Linked DNA regions of Homo sapiens: regions 2 and 3 are each linked to region 1. Evidence: chromatin contacts called from ENCODE Hi-C or POLR2A ChIA-PET data. All regions are on one chromosome and are shown on one strand. The core of a region is the stretch at or near the end of the contact, and the rest is flanking DNA. Distances in the headings are between cores, read along the strand shown.

Region 1 (2,682 bases), core at 99-2,598:
CTTCCCTTATCAGCCGCCCATGGCAGGCACACGCTTCTTTGCTCAGTGAATGGCAGGACTTCAGGACTCCCCGTTGACAGAGCTAATCCATCTTTCTGCTGCTTCCATCTTGAAATAACTTTTGGAGCAGCTTGTCAGGAACATGGAAGCAGCCATGACAGCTGGGAAATTTTCTCAGGCAGGGAGTAGCCATTTTCTGTATGGAAACTCCAACGAAGCTATGTCAAGGAGATGGCCCGAAACATCTGGGCTCATTTATGGGGGGAATGGGAGGCATTCTCACAGGACAGCCCGATGTACCCCACTGATAAACCCTCTAACACATTTTCGGGAAAGGAGGCTTCATGGATAGGAGAGCCCCTGACAAAGTCAAGATATCCCTCATCCCTCCCAGCCTACTGGAGCCAGCTATTGTCCACATCACCCACTGTCACCAGAGCAGGGATGCAACTAATTCCTGTTCCTGGAATGGGCTTCTGGCACTGCCCCCACTTCAGGGTCCCCATGGCTCCAACATCTGCAGATGCACTGGCATAGGGTCATTTCCATGTGATCGGTCTTAGGTTTTGGGGACCTGTTGTTTGACAATAGAAAGCAAGAGGGTGGAGACCTGCTTCTCACCATTCGTTCTTCTCCCTCTAGAGCTGGATTTTCCTCCATATTAAAGATCCCAGGTTCATGAGAAACCAAGTCATCTTAAAAGCTGGTTAGAGTGAAATCAACCTTCCTGCTTTTCTCTTCTTCCCTACAAAGTCAGAAGTCAGGTTAGAAACTCCCTTGCAGAAAAGAGTCCATGTAGTTTGGCCAGATGGAATGTTGCGATATGGAAGCTTAGCCTGCTCAAAGTGGGTGTTTAGGAGGTTTTCAAGCTGGGCCCAAAGTCCAACTTGGGTAAGACCACCTGATTACACAACTCCAGTGGGGCGGGGGGTGGGGTTCCTTCCCCATCGTAGACTGTGCGAGTGGCGCCCTCTGGAGTCATGCGGTGCACAACCTGCCCGGCAGGAGGCAGCAGCCTGAACTTGAGGCTCAGTTCCCACAAGACCAGTGATTTTCAGCCTCCTGTGATGCTCCACACACTGGCATGTCAAGACAATAGGAGGTGGTTGCAGGTCACTGGTTACTAGTAATAAATAAAGTACAAACATGTTCAAACACATTCCTTCTTTATTACAAGTTAAGGGAAGCTAAGATCATTGCTAGATCACTCTCACTGTGAGGGAGATATGCTGGCTTTGTTTTTCATATTTAAACATTAGATAACTGAGAAAGAGAGCAAGAGAACAAAGACAAGAGAGAGAGCTAGAGCGAGCGAGAGAGAAGGTGGTGGAGATACAGCTCCAGAATGCGAATTAGGTGTAACTGAGCACTTTATCCTACTGTGCCAGGGATATGAAAGTCATTAGTCAAGTGTGTTGCCATGGAAACAGAGTCAAAGATCACCAGACAAAACTATGAGCTCTTAGGGCAAGAATTATATCTTAGTCATCTTCCTAAAGTTTTTCATGCTGCCTGGCACAGATAAAATGGTCAATCTACATTGAATTTCAATTGTCACTATCAATACTCCTGGCACCACTCTGCCTATGGGGATCTAGTGAGACTTTAGCTTCCATACTTCAAAGGTGGGAAGTCACAGCTTGTGAGGCTGTGAGACATGGGGCTACCCTTGAGCTGACTGTGTGTTGCCTTTGTGAGAACCCATTTCTCACCCCTTGACTCAGATGACATTTCTCTGCTTAGTACATAGTGACCAGCCTTTTAAAAATAATCCTTTAAAAGAAACGTGAAACCCCAGCTGGGCACGGTGGCTCATGCCTGTAATCCCAGCACTTTGGGAGGCCAAAGTGGGTGGATCACCTGAGGTCAGGAGTTCGAGACCAGCTTAGCCAACATGGTGAAACCCTGTCTCTATTAAAGAGACAAAAATTTGCTGGGTGTGGTGGTGCATACCTGTAATCTCAGCTACTCAGGAGGCTGAGGCAGGAGGATTGCTTGAACCCGGGAGGCAGAGGTTGCAGTGAGCCAAGATTGCACCATTGCACTCCAGCCTGGGAGACAAGAGTGAAACTCCATCTCAAAAAAAAAAAAAAAAAAAAAAGAGTGAAACCCTTATTAAATTTGGCAACATTGTTTACCCCCTGCTTTTTCTCATGGCATTATTATTTATCTTTATTTTAAAATGTATTATAAATGTATTTGTCAGCAACATGGTATGTATTTTAAGAGAAGTAAGTGGTATGCTTGGTACAGATCCATTTTTTGAAATGAGAAAATCAAGGCAGTAAATTCATAGTTACATGGAAGGAGGATCTATAAAGGCAGGTTTCTCCTCCTATGCTGTGTTGTGAAACACATCTTGGCTTAAAAATCACAATAAGCTTTGGCAGTTCTAGAGTTCACGAGGTCCTCAGAGATCACCTAAAGCGGCCTTCTCTTCACAGAGGAGGTCATTGGAGGGCAAGTGAACTTGATCCTTGAGGAAAAACATGATCTGCCTTCTGCAGTGTGGGGCATTAGAAACGTGTCTGGATGTGGGGGTTGAGCAGCTTGGCACTCATGCTCACATCTTGGCTCTTCTACTTGCTGTAAGATCCCTGGCAAGTTCCTTAACCCAGTCTCTTCATATCTAAAGTAAGGGTACAGTCTTACTCTGCCTGTGGGGTTGTAATGTGAATTAGC
Region 2 (2,682 bases), core at 123-2,622, 82 kb before region 1:
CCCCATAATTCTTCTGTCTTTTTTTGGAGACAGAATCTTGTTCTGTCACCAGCCTGGAGTGCAGTGGAGCGATCTTGGCTCACTGCAACCTCTGTCTCCTGGGTTCAAGAGATTCTCCTGCCTCAGCCTCCCGAATAGCTGGGACTACAGGTGTGTGCCACCACGCCCAGCTAATTTTTGTATTTTTAGTAGAGACGGGGTTTCACCAGGTTGGCCAGGATGGTCTCGATCTGTGGACCTCGTGATCTGCCTGCCTCAGCCTCCCAAAGTGCTGGGATTACAGGCGTGAGCCACTGCTCCCAGCCAATTCTTCTATCTTTAAAAGGTAACCCAGGTTGGGAGGGAAGGCTGGGAGCACAGCAGAAGACAGAACTGCTTTGTTGAGCCCCAGAACCGGCAGCGGATACTCCCTGCCAATCACATGGCACTCACCTCTTTGTGTAAATTTAGAAGGTGCTTGCCCAGGAACAATCTGGCTTGACTGTCACAGCCATCCTGCAAGGTAAGTGGGGCAGTCGTTAACCCCATTTTCCAGATAAGGAAGCTGAGGCTCACATTGATTAAAAGACTTGCCCAAAGTAACCAAGCTGTTGAGGGGCAAAGCAGCAGGACATAGCATCCAGGTCTCTTGACTTTTGCTTCAAGAGCCCACAGCCACACTCGGTGCTTAGATGAGGCTTTGGCTTATCAGTGATTTGTGATGTTTGCCTTTTGCCAAAGAGGGGGATGGCTGAAGAGCTAGTGCCCTGACATTCTGGACTCTTGCCAGTAGATTTTGTCTGACTCTTGCTCTGATGCTATTCTTTGTTATTTTCAGGAAGGGGAGCTAGATGTAGAATACATTTCTTTTTCTTGGTAACGTGAACAGCAAGAAGCAAGTAGAGTACATTTCTTATGAGAGAATATGCTCGGGACTTTGATTCATATCTGGTGGGTCCCAAAAGACCAGGGTACTGCAGATTTAAGACCATGTTGCAAATTCGGCATGCATTCAATAGGACTACCTTAGTGAGGGGAGTAATTTTATAAAATTATCAATTCAGTCTCAAAGAATAATAGCAGGAAATGTATTTCTGACTATTTAGAAGTGACTCATTGTGGGACTGTTTGAAAACTATATTATTTTTATCAGTAAATAGAATTGCCTATAGTCAATGTTATCTCTTCACATCCAGGGATTCTAAGATCCGGTTACCCATTTCCCTCAAAACAGCAGATAGCAAAGCCAGGGAAATGAAAACCCACCAAACCTTCTGCAAGGCTGACACCACCCCTAAACCCCACTGCAAACTGATAACACCACACCCTCCTCTGCAAAATAACAGAGGGGCAGATAAGATGAAAATTTTCATTCCAATTAGCAATCATTTCCAGTCAGTGAAACGGCAGAATCAGAAGAGGTTCCACAACCAGAAAATCTTGGCTGGAATTTCACCATCAGGAATAAAACAGAAAAACTAAAAGAGTGCCCCAGATAGCCTTTCTTAGGGGCCTGTGTCAGGTAAGTGCTTTTGAATATTTAAAACAAAGGATGGCTAAGAGTTCTGCAGTCATTTTCCAGTTAAATATCAGATGGTATAAAATATTTTTATAGAAAGTACAGGCCAGGTGCGATGGCTCACACCTGTAATCCCCACACTTTGGGAGACCGAGGTGGGCAGATCACTTGAGGCCAGGTGTTCAAGACCAGTCTGGCTAACATGGCGAAACCCCGTCTCTACTGAAAATACAAAAATTAGCCTGGCGTGGTGATGCACACCAATAATCCCAGCTAGGTCAGGAGGCTGAGGCATGAGAATCGCTTGAACCCGGGAGGTGGAGGTTGCAGTGAGATGAGATCGAACCACTGCACCTCCAGCCTGGGCGACATAGTGACACTGTATCTCAAAAAGAAAAAGAATTCATAATCCACTTTTCATTAGCTGGTATTTGGCCTTACCAAGGTGAAGCATGAAAATGAAATTCTATCTGTATCAGCCAGATTTTCTCAGACACATGTATTCACTGCATGACGGACCCTGGTTTCCAAATTGTTAAGCATACCAGACTCTAGTGAATGCCCTTCCGAAAGGGCCATCATGCAGCAGGCCTTCCCATCGGAGAGCCATGGTCCCAGCCAAGGCAGCTTTCAGGGGTTGCTCCACCACTCTAGGGAGGCGGCCCAGATCTGTCTCTCCCAAACAGTGTCTGGGTTTGACACTTCCTGAGAAAGCAGAGATTGTTCCCTTTGTATGCCATGGCTCTGGAATGCAGCTCTTCCTGTAAGGAAGACAATGGTCTTTATGGGAAGGCTAGGACTTGAAGGAGGTAAGATTTGAACGGCAGAGCTGGGTGCTAGCTTTCCTGCTGAGGGAAATGGTGGGCACAGAACCCCCGCGGTGGGCAAGCTGGGGTGTGGGTGTGCCTGTGGGCTGGCAGGTGACTCTGCCCGGAGCATCGCAGGGGTGGGGAAGAGATCAAGGAGGTAAGAAAGGTAGTCTAGGGGGAGGGGCCCAGAGTTTTGAACACCAGACTTAGGAATCTGGGACATACGTACTGGCCTTTGCCATTCAAAGTGTGGTCCTGGGACCAACAGCATCCTTGGACTTGAAAGCTTGTTAGACACGCAGAAGCCCGGGCTCACCCCAGGCCTGCTGAATCACAACCTGCATTTTAACAAGACCCCCAGGAAATTTCTATCCT
Region 3 (2,682 bases), core at 90-2,589, 67 kb after region 1:
TTTGCTTTGTCTTTCTCCCTGGACAAATGGCACCTTATTATCTAACTTGAGCCTTCGCATTCAGACTTCAAGACACAGCCCATGTTTTGAATTAAGGAAGAATGAGCCTCAGCATGAGCCCTGGGGAATCTGGGTTAGGTGATCCAAGTCCCCCTTGGGTTAGACTGAATGCAATACTTTTCTTCTTTACCCTGCTAGCAGGTCTATTGAGTTTCAAAAGAGATCAAGCATATATGTAGAAATTCTCCAAATTCTATAGCTCTGCTATGCTAAATTTTCTATCGAAGAAATTCTCGAAAAGAAAGGGAAGGGGCGTCTCACCAGGATCTACTGAGATTGTTCAAGAGGGTAGAGTAAGAGGCCACACATTGAAAACATTCCTTTTTGTTTCCTTCCTTACCTTATTTCCTCCAGTCTGAAAGTACAGATGTTTGAAACTCTTCTAGGAGTGGAGATGACCAATGACCAGTCTGACTCTGGGAGAGGCTGGACTTCTACTATCTTTAGCAGAGAGCCCCAATATGATTTTTAAAATTTACTCTCAAACCCATGGAACTGGGAAATATTTACAACACTTAGCCATTTGTTGACTTGAATATGTGAAGTCTTGCAGAGGAGCTATTTCTTTTCATTGTGACATCAATATAATTTATAGTGGATGGCATTCTGTCCCTGATTTTGTCTCCCTCTCTCCCTTCCTCCACCCCATTTACATTCACTTGAAAGAAAAGTCTCTTAAAAAGCATGTGAGTCATGACCTGAGCATCTATGAACAAACAGTGACTCTTCTTAGGACACAGAACACCTCTTTCCTGGGCATTGTGCATTCATATTTATGTAATAAAACTTAAAAATATGCAGGATGCAAAAGTCTTCTGGAGTAAAGTTGTTTAGAGTTTGCACAACCCATATAATAGCAACCGCCTCCAGAAGGTGGATTTCTATCTCAGCTCAGAGAATCCACTAACATGTGGGCCAGCCTTGGGCAAAATTGAGAAATGGGAGAAGACTTGGTTTGCTTCCTTCAGCCCCTCCACTTCTCAGCGAGTGTCTTGCTCTCTTCTATTCTCCCTGCATCTCTTGCTGTGCACTCAAACCCACCCATCCTGGTGTTAGGTAAGGCTGGGTTTAGTTTAACATGTTAACGGCCCTCTACATTTAAATCTTATATTTAATTATAAAAGGAAAGGGTCTGTCCTTTTAAAGACATTGTGGGGGACCTAAGCGGGGACGGAGGACACAGAAAAGAAACTTCTCGAGGAACTTTGACCAAGAGAAACACCATCTGAAAATGCCTAAGCTAACAAAACTGAGTTTAGGACATCTGCCTTTGGCCCATTCACGTTAACCACCACGTCCCTGGAGACTGGTTTTCCTCCTAATATGGTGAAATATGCCAAAAGCAAGTAAATTCTCCTGTGGGATTTAAAGGATTTAACTGAATCACATGGAAAGTTACCAGATTTTCTGAGTGATTTATGTGGTAGAAGCATGGTTCTATTTGGATGAACTTTTTGCTGTCTCACAGAAAAAAGAAAGTAAAATATTCGATATAGACTCACCAAGTGGTTCCAAGAACCTTGCCTTGAAAAAAAGAAAAAAGACACAGCCTTTTTCAAAGGTTAGTTTAGAAGTATTAAAAAATCATATTTTTATAGTAATAGTTATCACATTGCCAATATTTTTCCATCAACACTGTAAATAAAGTAACTTTCTTCTTGTTAGTACACCATTTAATTGCTCTTAAGTAAGAAAAGGGTGTGTAAGTGTGGTCTTAATCTAAGTGTTAACACACTGGTTAGAAATGTGAAGTCCCTTAAATTTATACAAAAAACCTTAAACACATGAGATAAATTTTAGAAGCTGTTAACCACATGGAGATGCTGGGTTCCAGACACAAGCTCTTGCTCCCTCAGAAATCTATAGCATCCCTTCAAAGTTGAAGTTCAGTTCCACTTAGAAAGGCATTATTTCCATTCTCAACCCTATTTTAAAATGAAACAGCAGAAGTGAATTCTACTGGGTTCTGTTCACATCGCAGTGACCCTAAAAAAGTCCACAGAAAGTACACTTCTCAATCAAATGTTTAGTTACCATTGACTGCGAAGACCCCAGAGAGAGCATGACATTTTTCAATGATTGCATCAAAATATATTGCTAGGGAATCCAGAAAAAATATACAACTAAAGTCTTGCTTTTCAAAAGCATCTTCAACCAGAGAGGCAAGAAATATTAAAGAATGCTTCATTATAATAAAGAAAAGGATGACCCGTTTTTAAAAAGAATGGAATTATGGGGATCCAAATGGAATTCAAATAATCCTGGTTGCGTCCTGCACTCCAGTATTTTGGATGCATTTGGGAATGCTGTTGGATCACTCTGGATTTGCCTTTTCTCTATATTCTACCCGACAAGTTTATATTCAGCAGTATCCCTCACACTGTGTGAAAATTAGCAGTGGTTCAAGGAGGAAATTTGGGGGTTTATATAAAGTAAGTGATGAATCTTCTTGGCTTAGAAATGTGGTTCTTAAAATATAAGGCTTATAGATCATTTTGAGAAACTTATTAAAGTCAAGTAAAAGAAAACATGCATACCACATACACATTGCATTTTGCATTCAGTTCCAGGTCTAGAAAAATAAGAAGCTTCAGGTCTAGAATGTCATTATGGGAAGATTTC

The links. A loop is a pair of places that touch in the nucleus more often than their neighbours do. ChIA-PET counts read pairs that join two places held with the same protein, here RNA polymerase II (POLR2A). Pooled maps may share reads with other maps.
Region 2: a map of endothelial cell of umbilical vein shows a loop between it and region 1 (5-fold over the local background). The contact joins the promoter of FLJ20712 here to the enhancer-like site in region 1. A Hi-C loop is called at or near these places in 2 of 168 maps with a recorded cell type or tissue (Caco-2 and endothelial cell of umbilical vein) and 4 of 50 pooled maps. POLR2A ChIA-PET finds 5 or more read pairs at or near these places in 3 of 52 experiments (H1, HEK293T and PC-3).
Region 3: a loop to region 1 is called in a pooled map, with 2.3 times the contacts of the local background. The contact joins two enhancer-like sites. A Hi-C loop is called at or near these places in 5 of 168 maps with a recorded cell type or tissue (IMR-90, PC-9, ascending aorta and 2 more) and 3 of 50 pooled maps.

Annotation. Positions count from the first base shown.
Region 1 is chr7:33,806,968-33,809,649 of GRCh38, forward strand. No RefSeq gene overlaps it. Among named protein-coding and RNA genes, the nearest start is that of FLJ20712, 82 kb to the left of the region's middle. Within about 2 kb of position 1,349, at least 5 of the 41 ENCODE cell types and tissues checked have a DNase peak (open chromatin) inside an H3K27ac peak, as active enhancers do; they include PC-3 and endothelial cell of umbilical vein, where a contact is called at or near this core.
Region 2 is chr7:33,724,609-33,727,290 of GRCh38, forward strand. It overlaps FLJ20712 (a long non-coding RNA gene), which reads left to right and starts at 1,373. Exons shown (of 2, transcript NR_165282.1): 1 at 1,373-1,501.
Region 3 is chr7:33,873,717-33,876,398 of GRCh38, forward strand. The region is part of intron 1 of LOC124901613 (a long non-coding RNA gene); the gene reads left to right. Among named protein-coding and RNA genes, the nearest start is that of BMPER, 30 kb to the right of the region's middle. Within about 2 kb of position 1,340, at least 3 of the 41 ENCODE cell types and tissues checked have a DNase peak (open chromatin) inside an H3K27ac peak, as active enhancers do.